2 separate regions of the Homo sapiens genome follow, and region 1 is linked to region 2. Evidence: chromatin contacts called from ENCODE Hi-C or POLR2A ChIA-PET data. All regions are on one chromosome and are shown on one strand. The core of a region is the stretch at or near the end of the contact, and the rest is flanking DNA. Distances in the headings are between cores, read along the strand shown. Region 1 overlaps SDK1-AS1 (SDK1 antisense RNA 1). Region 2 has its middle 84 kb from the start of SDK1.

The links. Hi-C counts contacts between places; a loop is a spot of excess contacts on that map. ChIA-PET counts read pairs that join two places held with the same protein, here RNA polymerase II (POLR2A). Pooled maps may share reads with other maps.
Region 1: a map of Caco-2 shows a loop between it and region 2 (2.1-fold over the local background). The contact joins two enhancer-like sites. A Hi-C loop is called at or near these places in 2 of 168 maps with a recorded cell type or tissue (Caco-2 and ascending aorta) and 2 of 50 pooled maps. POLR2A ChIA-PET finds 5 or more read pairs at or near these places in 6 of 52 experiments (A549, Caco-2, MCF 10A and 3 more).

What each region holds. Positions count from the first base shown.
Region 1 is chr7:3,256,800-3,262,401 of GRCh38, forward strand. The region is part of intron 2 of SDK1-AS1 (SDK1 antisense RNA 1); the gene reads right to left. Among named protein-coding and RNA genes, the nearest start is that of SDK1, 42 kb to the right of the region's middle. Within about 2 kb of position 3,337, at least 7 of the 41 ENCODE cell types and tissues checked have a DNase peak (open chromatin) inside an H3K27ac peak, as active enhancers do.
Region 2 is chr7:3,214,442-3,219,602 of GRCh38, forward strand. No RefSeq gene overlaps it. Among named protein-coding and RNA genes, the nearest start is that of SDK1, 84 kb to the right of the region's middle. Within about 2 kb of position 2,855, at least 4 of the 41 ENCODE cell types and tissues checked have a DNase peak (open chromatin) inside an H3K27ac peak, as active enhancers do.

The DNA.
Region 1 (5,602 bases), core at 2,087-4,586, 43 kb after region 2:
TTGAGCTTGAGTGGCAGAGGCTGCAGTGAGTTATGATTATGCCACTGCACTAAAGCCTGGGCAACAGAGTGAAGCCCTGTCTGGAAAAAAAAAAAATGGATAAGACTCAGAAATAGCCAAGTGGAAGAGGTGCCGAGGGTGGGGTATGGGGAGCGGCGTGGAGCTTCCAGCCCTCTTCTAGGCCCACCATCCTCCCAGCACCTCCATGTGTCCATCTACCCAGAAGCTCTCTGAACATCATCCTTTAGGGTTTTTATGGAGGTCCCATTACATGTGCATGATAGGTAAATCTTTGGCTATCGATGATTAGCTCAATCTCCAGTCCCTCTCCCCTCTCAAGGTGAGTGGGGGGCTGGGGGAGTGAGGCTGAAAGTTCCCACCCTCTAATCACAGGGTTGGCTCTTCTGACGACCAGCCCCCATCCTGAAGCTATCTAGGGGCCCACCAAGAGTCACCTTATTAGCATGAACTCAGGTATGGTTGAAAGAAGTTTGTCATAAATAACGAAAGAAGCTCCACTACCGCTATCACTCAGGAAATTGCAAGGATTTTAGAAGCTCTGTGTCAGGAACCATAGGAAGACCAAATATATATTTCTTACTGTGTCACCATGCGCTGTAGGAGCTCCTACACAGCTTCATAGTAACACAGGTCCAAGAAAGTCCATTGCATTATTGTTTCTAATAATTCCCAAATGCTCTGTCAGTAATGATAACATAATGTTCAGCTGCTAGTGATGGAAGTGTATCTCTAGAAAGGTTTATTCTCTCAAGTTAAAAAAAAAAGTTGAGGCCTGGTGCAGTGGCTCACGCCTGTAATCCCACCCCTTTGGGAGCCCAAGGCAGGTGGATTGAGATCAGGAGTTCGAGACCAGCCTGGCCAACATGGTGAAACCCCATCTCTACTAAAAATACAAAAATTAGCTGGGTGTGTTGGTGGGTGCCTGTAATCCCAGCTACTCAGGAGGCTGAGGCAGGGAATTGCTTGAACCCAGCAGGTGGAGGTTGCAGTGAGCCAAGATCACACCACTGCACTCCAGCCTGGGCAACAAAGTGAGACTCCGTCTCAAAAAAATAAATAAAATCAATCAATCAATCAATCAATCAATCAATCCAAGGCTGGGATGAAGGCTCCACAAAGTCACCAGGGACCTGGTTTCCTTCTGTCTTCCTGCTCTGTCGTACTGAGGAGGGAGGCTTCATCCTCAGCATCACTGCATGGTCTAATGTGGCTGCTGGAGCTCCAGCTATCAAATCCACATTCCAATCAACAGAAGAGGGCGAGGGAGGGAGGAAGAGCAAAAGCGAATGCCCCAGTCTGTCCCTCTTTGGAGAAGCGCTCTCATATATCCTCCCCTGAAAGTTCTGTTTATATTGTGGTGACCAGAATATATGTGTAGCCACACCTGGAAGCAAAAGAGGTAAAGAAATGTAGGCTTTTAGCTGGGCACATTGTTGCTTTGCGTATCTGTTACTAAAGGAGGGAAAAAGTATTTGGGAAGCAACCAGTAGTCTTTGTCACTCAACTTAAATATCTTTAGGAGAATGGATAAATAAATTACAGTGTATTTGTGCGATGGAGCACTATATAGTAGTTAAAATGAAGGAAATAGAGCTACGTGAATCCACATGGATAATTCTCAGAACAAAATCTCTTGCCCGAAAAAGCGAGTTGCTGAGTTCCAACTCTACGATGCCATTCATATAAAGTTTAAAAGCCTGCAAAACAACACAATGTATCTTTGATGGCTACATAAAATATATATGTTGGGAAGGTATAAAAACATAAATGAAAATGAAAAATACTAAACGCAAGATGATGGTTACCTCTGGAGAGGGAGAGCAAACAGTGTGATCAGAAACAGAGACATCCAGGCTTTCGATTACTACCTGTGATGTTGTATTTCTTTAAAAGACAAGAAAAAATTTGGAGGAAACAGCAAAATGTTAAGGCTTGTAAAAGTCGAATTGTGAGTACGCAGCATTTAACCCACCATTCCCTATATGTTTCTGTATGTTCCACATTTGTCATTGTATATGAGCTAGATAAAGAAGGAGATCAAGATCATCTAGAGGCATAACTTAATGAGATGTAACCCACATATGGCGAATTCCCACCTCTCAAGGATACAGCATGATGAATCTTTACAGAGTGAATTCCTCCAGAGAAGGGTATAGAATCTAGCATCCCAGAAATTTCCTCTCAGTGGCAGCCCCAGCAAAGAAAAAACACTATTGTGATATCTACCACCATTGATTGTATGGTTTTTTTGTTTTGTTTTGAGACAGTCTTGCTCTGTCTTGCCCAGGCTGCAGTGCAGTGGTGCAATCACAGCTCACTGCAGCTTTGAACTCCTGGGCTCAAGTGACCCTCCGGCCTCAGCCTCCCAGGTAGCTGGGTCTACAGGCGTGTGCCGTGACACCTAGCTAATCTCTTTTATTTTTTTGCAGAGATGGGGTCTCACTATTGTGAAACCCAAAAGTCTGAGACAGGTCTCAGTCCATTTAGGAAGTTTGTTTTGCCAAAGTTAAGGATGCGAGCCCATGACACGGCCTCAGGAGGTCCTGGTAACATGTGCCCAAGGTGGTCAGACCACAGCTTGGTTTTATACATTTTAGGGAGATGTGAGACATCAATCAACAAATGTAGGATGAACATTGGTTCAGTCCAGAAAAGGCCAGATGACTCAAAGTAGGGAGGGGGCTTCCAGGTACAATTGGTTGTATTCTACTGAGTTTCAGATGAGCCTCTCCAAAGGAGGCATTCAGATACGCATTCATCTCAGTGAACAGAGGAATGACATTGAGTCGAATGGGAGGCAGGTTTGCCCTAAGCAGTTCCCAGCTTGACTTTTTCCTTTAGCTTAGTGATTTGGGGGCCCCAAGATTTATTTTCCTTTCACGTTGTGTTTCCCAGACTTGTCTGGATCTCCTGACCTTAAACCTCCCTCCCTTCTTAACCTCCTAAAGTGCTGGGATTACAGGCATGAGCCAGCATGCATGGCCTGCGTTTTGTCTTTTGCAAGAAGGAATTGTCAGACGTGTGTGAATGAAAGCAACTCCATCTTAAATAGGAGCTGGGTAAAATGAGGCTGAGACCAACTGGGCTGCATTCCTAGATGGTTAAGGCATTCTAAGTCACAGGATGAGATAGGAGGTCAGCACAAAATATGGGCCATAAATACCTTGCTGATAAAGCAGCTTGCAGTGACGGAGCCGGCCAAAACCCACCAAAACCAAAGTGGCCACGAGAGTGACCTCTGGCCGTCCTCACTGCTACACTCCCACCAGCACCGGGACAGTTTACAAATGCCATGGCAACGTCAGGATGCTGCCCTGTATGGTCTAAAAGGGGGAGGCATGAATAATCCACCCCTTGTTTAGAATATCATCCAGAAATAACCATAAAAATGGGCAACCAGCAGCCCTCGGGGCTGCTCCGTCTATGGAGCAGCCGTTCTTTATTCCTTTACTTTCTTAATAAACTTGCTTTCACTTTGCACTACGGACTAGCCCTGAATTCTTTCTTGCGCGAGATCCGAGAACCCTCTCTTGGGGTCTGGATCTGGACCCCTTTCCTGTAACATATTTACGGCGATCACAAAGGGATTAAAGTGCAGAAACCCTACAGAATCACGCCAAATCATACGGTATATTCTCGTGAATGGCTGACTTCATTTTCTCAGCAGTATGTCTCTGGAGTTCCTCCGAAGAAGCCGTTTTCTAATCTTCAGCACTCATCCAATCAGAAGGCTGGAGCTCTGCGCTCGACATAAGGAAGAACTTCATCATTAACTCCCCGAGCCCTGCAAAGCAGCTGGGAGGGAGATCTAAGTTTTTGGAGTGGATTTCAGGATCCTTTGTACCCACAGCTGTTTAGGGAGCCGGCGTCCTGCTGACAGCTGTAGGTGGATTTGAAAATGTTCCCAAATTCCCTCCTGGCCCTCAGTTTCCCATTTCTCTTCCTCTCCTGATGTCGGCTCTAAATAAAGAAAAAACCAAGTGTCAGGGGCTGCAGAGAGGCTCCTGAGAATGCTCACATCTCAGCTCTCAGACAGCTCACAAGGGGTGTTAAAATAATTAAAGCTGAAAAGGGAGATGTAGGTATTATTTTTAGACAAGCGTCTAAGGTTTACCTGTTATACGTGCCCTTCATTCCTGTCCCTCATTCACTGCCAGCATCTTTTTTTTTTTCATTAAATAGAACAAAAATACACTTAAATTTTATGGCATGGCTAATAAAAAAAAAGGTTAAGTTGAACTCATTTCATCAAAGATTTGTGGTGGGATGACCCACTGTAGTTTTGTTGATGTGTTTGCTTTTTTAACAGACTTTATTTTTTAGGGTGGTTTTAGGTTTACAGCAAAATTGAGCAGAAGGTACAGAGAATTCCCATATACTGTCTGCCTCTCCAACACACACACAGCCTCCCACGCTATCAACATTCCTGCCATCGTGGCACATTTGTAATGGAAACCAAGAGTCTCTGAGACAAGTCTCAATCAATTTAGAAAGTTTATTTTGCCCAGGTTAAGGACATACCCATGACCCAGCCTCAGGAGGTCCTGATGACATGTGCTCAACCTGGTCAGGGTACAATTGGTTTATACATCATAGGCAGACATGAGACATCAGTCAATACAGGCAAGATATGCAATGGTTCAGGATGCGAAGGTGAGACAACTTGGAAACAGGGGCGTCCAGGTCATAGGTAGATTTAAAATTTTTCTGATTGGCAATTGGTTGAAAGAGTTATTATCCGTAGAAAGGAATGTCTGGGTTATGATAAAGGGTTGTGGAGACCAAGGTTTTGTTTTGTTTTGTTTTGTTTTTTGAGATGGAGTCTCGCTGTGTTGCCAGGCTGGAGTGCAATGGCACGATCTCAGCTCACTGCAACCTCCACCTCCTGGGTTCAAGCGATTCTCCTGCCTCAGCCTCCCAAGTTGCTGGGATGACAGGTGCGTGACAGCACGCCCAGTTAATTTTTGTATTTTTAGTAGAGACAGGGTTTCACCATGATGGCCAGGATGGTCTCGATCTCTTGACTTTGTGATCCGCCCGCCTCGGCCTTCCAAAGTGCTGGGATTACAGGCCTGAGCCACTGCACCTGGCCCAGATCAATGTTTTATCCTGCAAATGAAGCCTGTAGATATCAGGCTTTAGAGAGAATAGATTGTAAATGTTTCTTGTCAGACTTAAAGAGTCTGTTTTATCAGCAATTCCAAAAGGGAGGAGGGGATAATGAGGCATGTCTGGCTTTCTCTTTCCAACATGGCCTGAACTAGTTTTTTCAGGTTAGCTTTGGAATGCTCTTGGCCAAGAGGAGGGGTCCATTTAGATGGCTGGAGGACTTAGAATTTTATTTTTGGTTTACAGAAAAAATTGATGAACCTTACACTGTACATCATCATCACCCAGAGTCCAGAGTTTACATTAGGGTTCACTCTTGGTTGTGGTGTGTTTTCTCTGGGTTTGGACAAATGTCTAATGACATTGTAGGATCATACAGAGAGGTTTCACTACCCTAAAAATCCTGTGTGCTCCCTGCCAGCATTTTTTAACATCATCTCTTTCAAGTTGTTTTTGTCAAAAATGTTAAATT
Region 2 (5,161 bases), core at 1,605-4,104:
TTCAGGCTGCAGTGAGCTATGATGGCACTACTGCAGTCCAGCCTGGGCAACATAGTAAGACCCGATCTCAACATTTTAAAAAGTAGCTAGGCATGGTGGTACACACCTGCAGTCCTGGTACTTAGGGGGCTGAGGCAGGAGGATTGCTTGAGCTCAGGAGGTCAAGGCTGTGGTGAGTTATGATCGCACCACTGCACTTCAGCCTGGGCAACAGAGCAAGACTCTGTCTCTACAAAAAGAGGCCTTCCAATTGTTAAAGTGAACTAAATATGGCCTAAGAATGACTCTGTACTTCTATATCTGAGTCCTTGTGGACAAACTGCAACCTAGCTTAATAGGCAGACAAGACTGAAAACCTAACTTAGGAGTCTGCACCTGCAACAATAGCTGAGTCTTGGCCAATCCCAGCAGCCATAGTTCAACCACTCATACACTGCTGAGTGTTCAAACTGTGTTCAAATAAGGCAAATGCCAACCTGTAACCAATCTAGCTGTTTTGTACCTCACTTCTGATTTCTGTACATCATTTCCCTTTATCGTCTATAAATCTTCTTCTACCACGTGGCTGTGCTGGAGTCTCTGTGAATCTGCTGTGATTCTGGGGGCTGCCCATTCGCGAATCGCTCATTGTTCAATTAAACTCCTTTAAATTTAATTCAGCTGGGCCAGGCATGGTGACTCATGCCTGTAATCCCCGCATTTTGGGAGACCGAGGTGGGTGGATCACTCGAGGTCAGGAGTTTGAGACCAGCCTGGCCAACATAGTGAAACCCCGTCTCTACTAAAAATACAAAAATTAGCTGTGTGGTGGTGCGCACCTATAATCCCAGCTACTCAGGGGGCTGAGGCAGGAGAATCACTTGAACCCAGGAGGCAGAGGTTGCAGTGAGCCAAGATCACGCCACTGTACTCCAGCCTGGGTGATAGAGACTTTGTTTAAAAAAAAAAAAAATGAATTTGGCTGAAGTCTATGGAGTCCTTCTCAGGCCATATTTAGTTCAATTTAACACAGTGATACCCTGGACCCATGGCCTCTCCCCTTTTCTTGACCTCTCCCAACCAACCAACAACAGACTCTGACCCTAGACACCAGGTTCTTTTGAAAAACCCCAAATCGCTTCCATTGTGCAAGTCAGCCTGTAGACCTGGTGCCGGGAACTGTGTTGCCACAGTTGCAGAAAACTCAAACCTATTTCCAAGTGACAATAAAGTAATATGTATTATCCATCTTTTTGTACCCATTGTAACTACTGAAAGTTCCATAGGCTCGACTGTGTGCCGGACACTGCTCAAAGCACATTATCCATATGAATGGATTTATGGGATCTAAACAACAGCCCGTGAAGGTAGAAGGGCTTATACCCATTTTACAGATATGAGAACTGAGGCCCAGAAAAGTTGTTATGGGCCCAAGGTGACAGAGCTGGGATTTCAACCCAGGCAGTCTTGCCCCTTGGCTGGGATATTCTTTACCCCACACTCCCCATTCTCAAGGCCATAGCGTAGCACCACCTTGCTTCCCCTAAATAATTATTTCCCACTTCTCGGCAGGTGGTGTGGAATCAGGATCTCCATCATGACGTTAGTGATGGCTTTTGCCGTGGAGGTGAGTGGGCATGTCTGTTCTCTAAAATGCTGCAGAAAGAAGCATCAGATTACCTCCAACGCACTGTGTCTAGACCAGTATTGGGAACATAGGTGCTTTTCCTTATAAGAGGTTTTCAGAGTAAATGAACTTGAGATTTCATTAAGATAGCTATTGTGTAAGAAAACTGGCCTGTCTGGCTGGACAGGTTTTGTGTTTTGGGGTTTTTAAAGAACTACCTGTTTTAAAATAAGATTAGTATCAATTTGGTTACCCTCTCTCTGCAAAGAAATCACCAGTCTCAGAGGCTCCTACATGTGCTAGGCGGAGGCATTACTGTGGCTGCTGCCTGCAGGCGTTGTGACTTGGGGGTTCACCCTGGAGATAAAACAGTGTCAGTGTGGGGTCAGTTATCCCAACAGTGAGGTCTGCCTGCCGATAATTGAGTCCTACTGTGTGCTGGGCACTGGGTTAAGCCCCTCACATACCTCGTCGCTAACTCTTACGATAATCCCAGAGTGTATCATGATTAAAAACTTGTGCATTGGAGTGGCCCAGAATTGGGCTAAATCCCCAGTTTACACTTAATAGCTGTGTGACCTATAGTAGGTTGCAGTCCCCTCTGTAGACTTCAGTTTCCTCATATAAAAGTGGGTATCCTAACGGCATCAGCTTAACAGGGCTGTTGTGAGAATAAATGAAATCATGCACGTAAATAAAGCATGCCTATAAAGCAATGACTACATAAATGTTATTCTAAAAATAGTCATCCTTATCCTCATTGTGCACAAGAGGAAACCGAGGTTCAGAGAGGTGAAATGACCTGCCTCCAAACTGCAAGGCTAGTAGCTGGTGGAAATGGAATTTGCAGATCCAGATTTAAATTCTAGCATGGAGGAAACAATTAAGCAGTGGGAGTGGCCAGGCACAGTGGCTCATACCTGTAATCCCAGCGCTTTGGGAGGCCAAGGCAGGAGGATCGCTTGAGCCCAGGAATTTGAGACCAGCCTGGGCAATATAGCGAGACCCCCATCTCTACAAAAAACTTAATAAGTTAGCCAGGTGTGGTGGTGTCCACCTGTAGTCCCTCTACTGAGGAGGCTGGGGCTAGAGGATTGCTTGAACCCAGAAGTTCCAGGCTGCAGTGAGCTATGATTGTGTTATTCCAGCCTGGGCAACAGAGTGAGACCGCATCTTAAAAAAATAAGTAGGAGATAGTAACAATGGTAACAGTGACTATTATTATAGGCTAATGGCTGCAGGCCCAGGAACCTGAGCTGACCCCCATCGTGACTAACAGCCTACTGCAACTGCAAGAGTCAGGCTGACTGTGATAAGGGATTGCTGAGGAGGAAGGGCTTGCAAGGTGATTATCAGAAGCAGTGGCCCCTCACCTTGGCTTTGCCCTCTTTATATGCAGGTGAAGCAGAGGGTAAGCTAAACCTTACCTGAAGCCTCAGAATTCTTCTCCATTTACAGACAGCGCTGCTACCCCAGCCTGAAATTTAAAAAAAACCCAGCACACATACTCAGGGAAACACATCAGGAATTTAAAAGATCTTCCAGGGATGATGTGAGACCCCTTGATTGATAAAAATAACAGTGACAGAGAGACCGTGTGGCGTAGTGGTTGGGCTGGGAATCCAGCTCTGCCACTGACTGGCTGTGCAACTTCGGGCAAGTTTCTTTTTTTTTTTTTTAATTTTCTTTTTTTTTTTTTAATTGAGATGGAGTCTTGCTCTGTTGCCCAGGCTGGAGTACAGTGGCGTGATCTTGGCTTAGTGCAACCTCGGCCTCCCAGATTCAAGCGATTCTTCTGCCTCAGCCTCCAGAGAAGCTGGGATTATAGGCGCCCACCACCACACCTGGCTAATTTTTGTATTTTTAGTAGAGACAGGGTTTCACCATGTTGGCCAGGCTGGTCTCAAACTCCTGACCCAGGTGATCCACCCGCCTCAGCCTCCCAAAGTGCTGGGATTATAGCCATGAGCCACTGCACCCGGCCAACTTTGGGCAAGTTTCTTAACCTTCCCAAGCCTCAGTTCCCCCATCCATAAAACGGGGATGATAGTAGTTCCTATGTCAGAGAGTTGGGGTGAGGAGGAAATGAGATGCTTGCAAATGCCTGGCCCCTAACAAAGCCCACAATAAAATTTAGCTATTTGCAAAAGTGAGTCCCTCTTGGCTCCCAGGGAGGCTGAGGTAACACTTGTCAAGGGTGGGTGGGCTGATTCAGGGGTACTACATTCGTGTTGTCTTGTCTGTATGGTAGAAACATCAAGTCCCACTCCTAACCTCTCAGAAGAAAGTGAGTAAATGAAGACCCTAAAGTTACACCAGAGAAAACCTGTCAATTCCCGCAACCTTCCTTTTGCCCTGCACCCTTTCCCATCCCCCAAAGTACACTTGACCCCTCTCTAAAGTGGCTGAATTCTACAGTACTCTGGGGAGAAAGTCAAGTTCTTAGCTATGACGTTGGTCTTTTTTCCCCGCTTTTGTTAAAAGAAAAAATGATGAGAAATGTTCCTTTCTTGCATTCCTGCACCATCTCCTCTTTCTCTTCCTCAATTTCTTAGGAACGAAATCACCCAAGATATAAATAAAATGTTCTAAATAAAGCTCTGCCTAACTGCAGCGTAAGACATGTCTGTGTACGTTTGTGACTGTCAGCCAAAATAAGTTAACCTCCGATGGAAGTCATTTTCATGTAATTAATTATTCTTGTCGCAGCTGAAAGAGACAGGTGCATTATTGGTGTACTTTGGCAGAACTTCTGGGTGAACTTAAGAAGTCTGCATTTCAAACACACCAAACAACTGGAGTGCAGCTTTGGCTTTTGTTCTGATATTGTTTCTTGACTTGGAACCTTTATTTCTCAATTACTGCAAACTGAAAAAAAAATGAAAACAAAAGAACAGACATCAAAGGCATTCTGAAGTACAGGAGGTACGTGATGTGCCAATTAAGCAACAGGAATGCCGTCTATTCTGCAACAGCTGATGTTTTCATTCTCCCACTCAGAAAAGGGGTTTAGGTTGTTTGGGGTTTTACAGAAAAGCCACTTGTGATCGGGTAAGTCTGTTATTAGCAAGAGTTTTCTTTGTGTCATGGAGGTCAAAGTCCTGGCATGTTAACATTTTTGAACAAGAAAGAAACATAGCAGGATGAAAGAGAGACTGGCCAGGTGAATTTGCAGCTTGTTGAATGAAACTGTTCAAATACGGACTATTACGGAGTTGAGGGTCTCTAGCGGAATGCCTTAGGGCTCTTTCCTTAGCCTTCTGAAACTATTTGAGGCTGACCAAAGGGGGAAATGCCAGGAAGCTGAAGGAACAGTAACTGCTGGGTGACAGAATTAGATCAACCCACTCCAAAGACTAGTATGATGGGCCTATTGAACCAGCTGTTTTCCAAAATAAATGTTTTAGAAAATAGCTGTTTTCCGTTACTTTCAATGGCAAAAACTGCAATTACTTTTGTACCAACCTAATAAATTCTTGCCAAAACAAACAAAAAAGCCCAAAACCGAAACCTACAGCATATGAAGAGTTAACTTGAAAGCTACCTTACAATCTT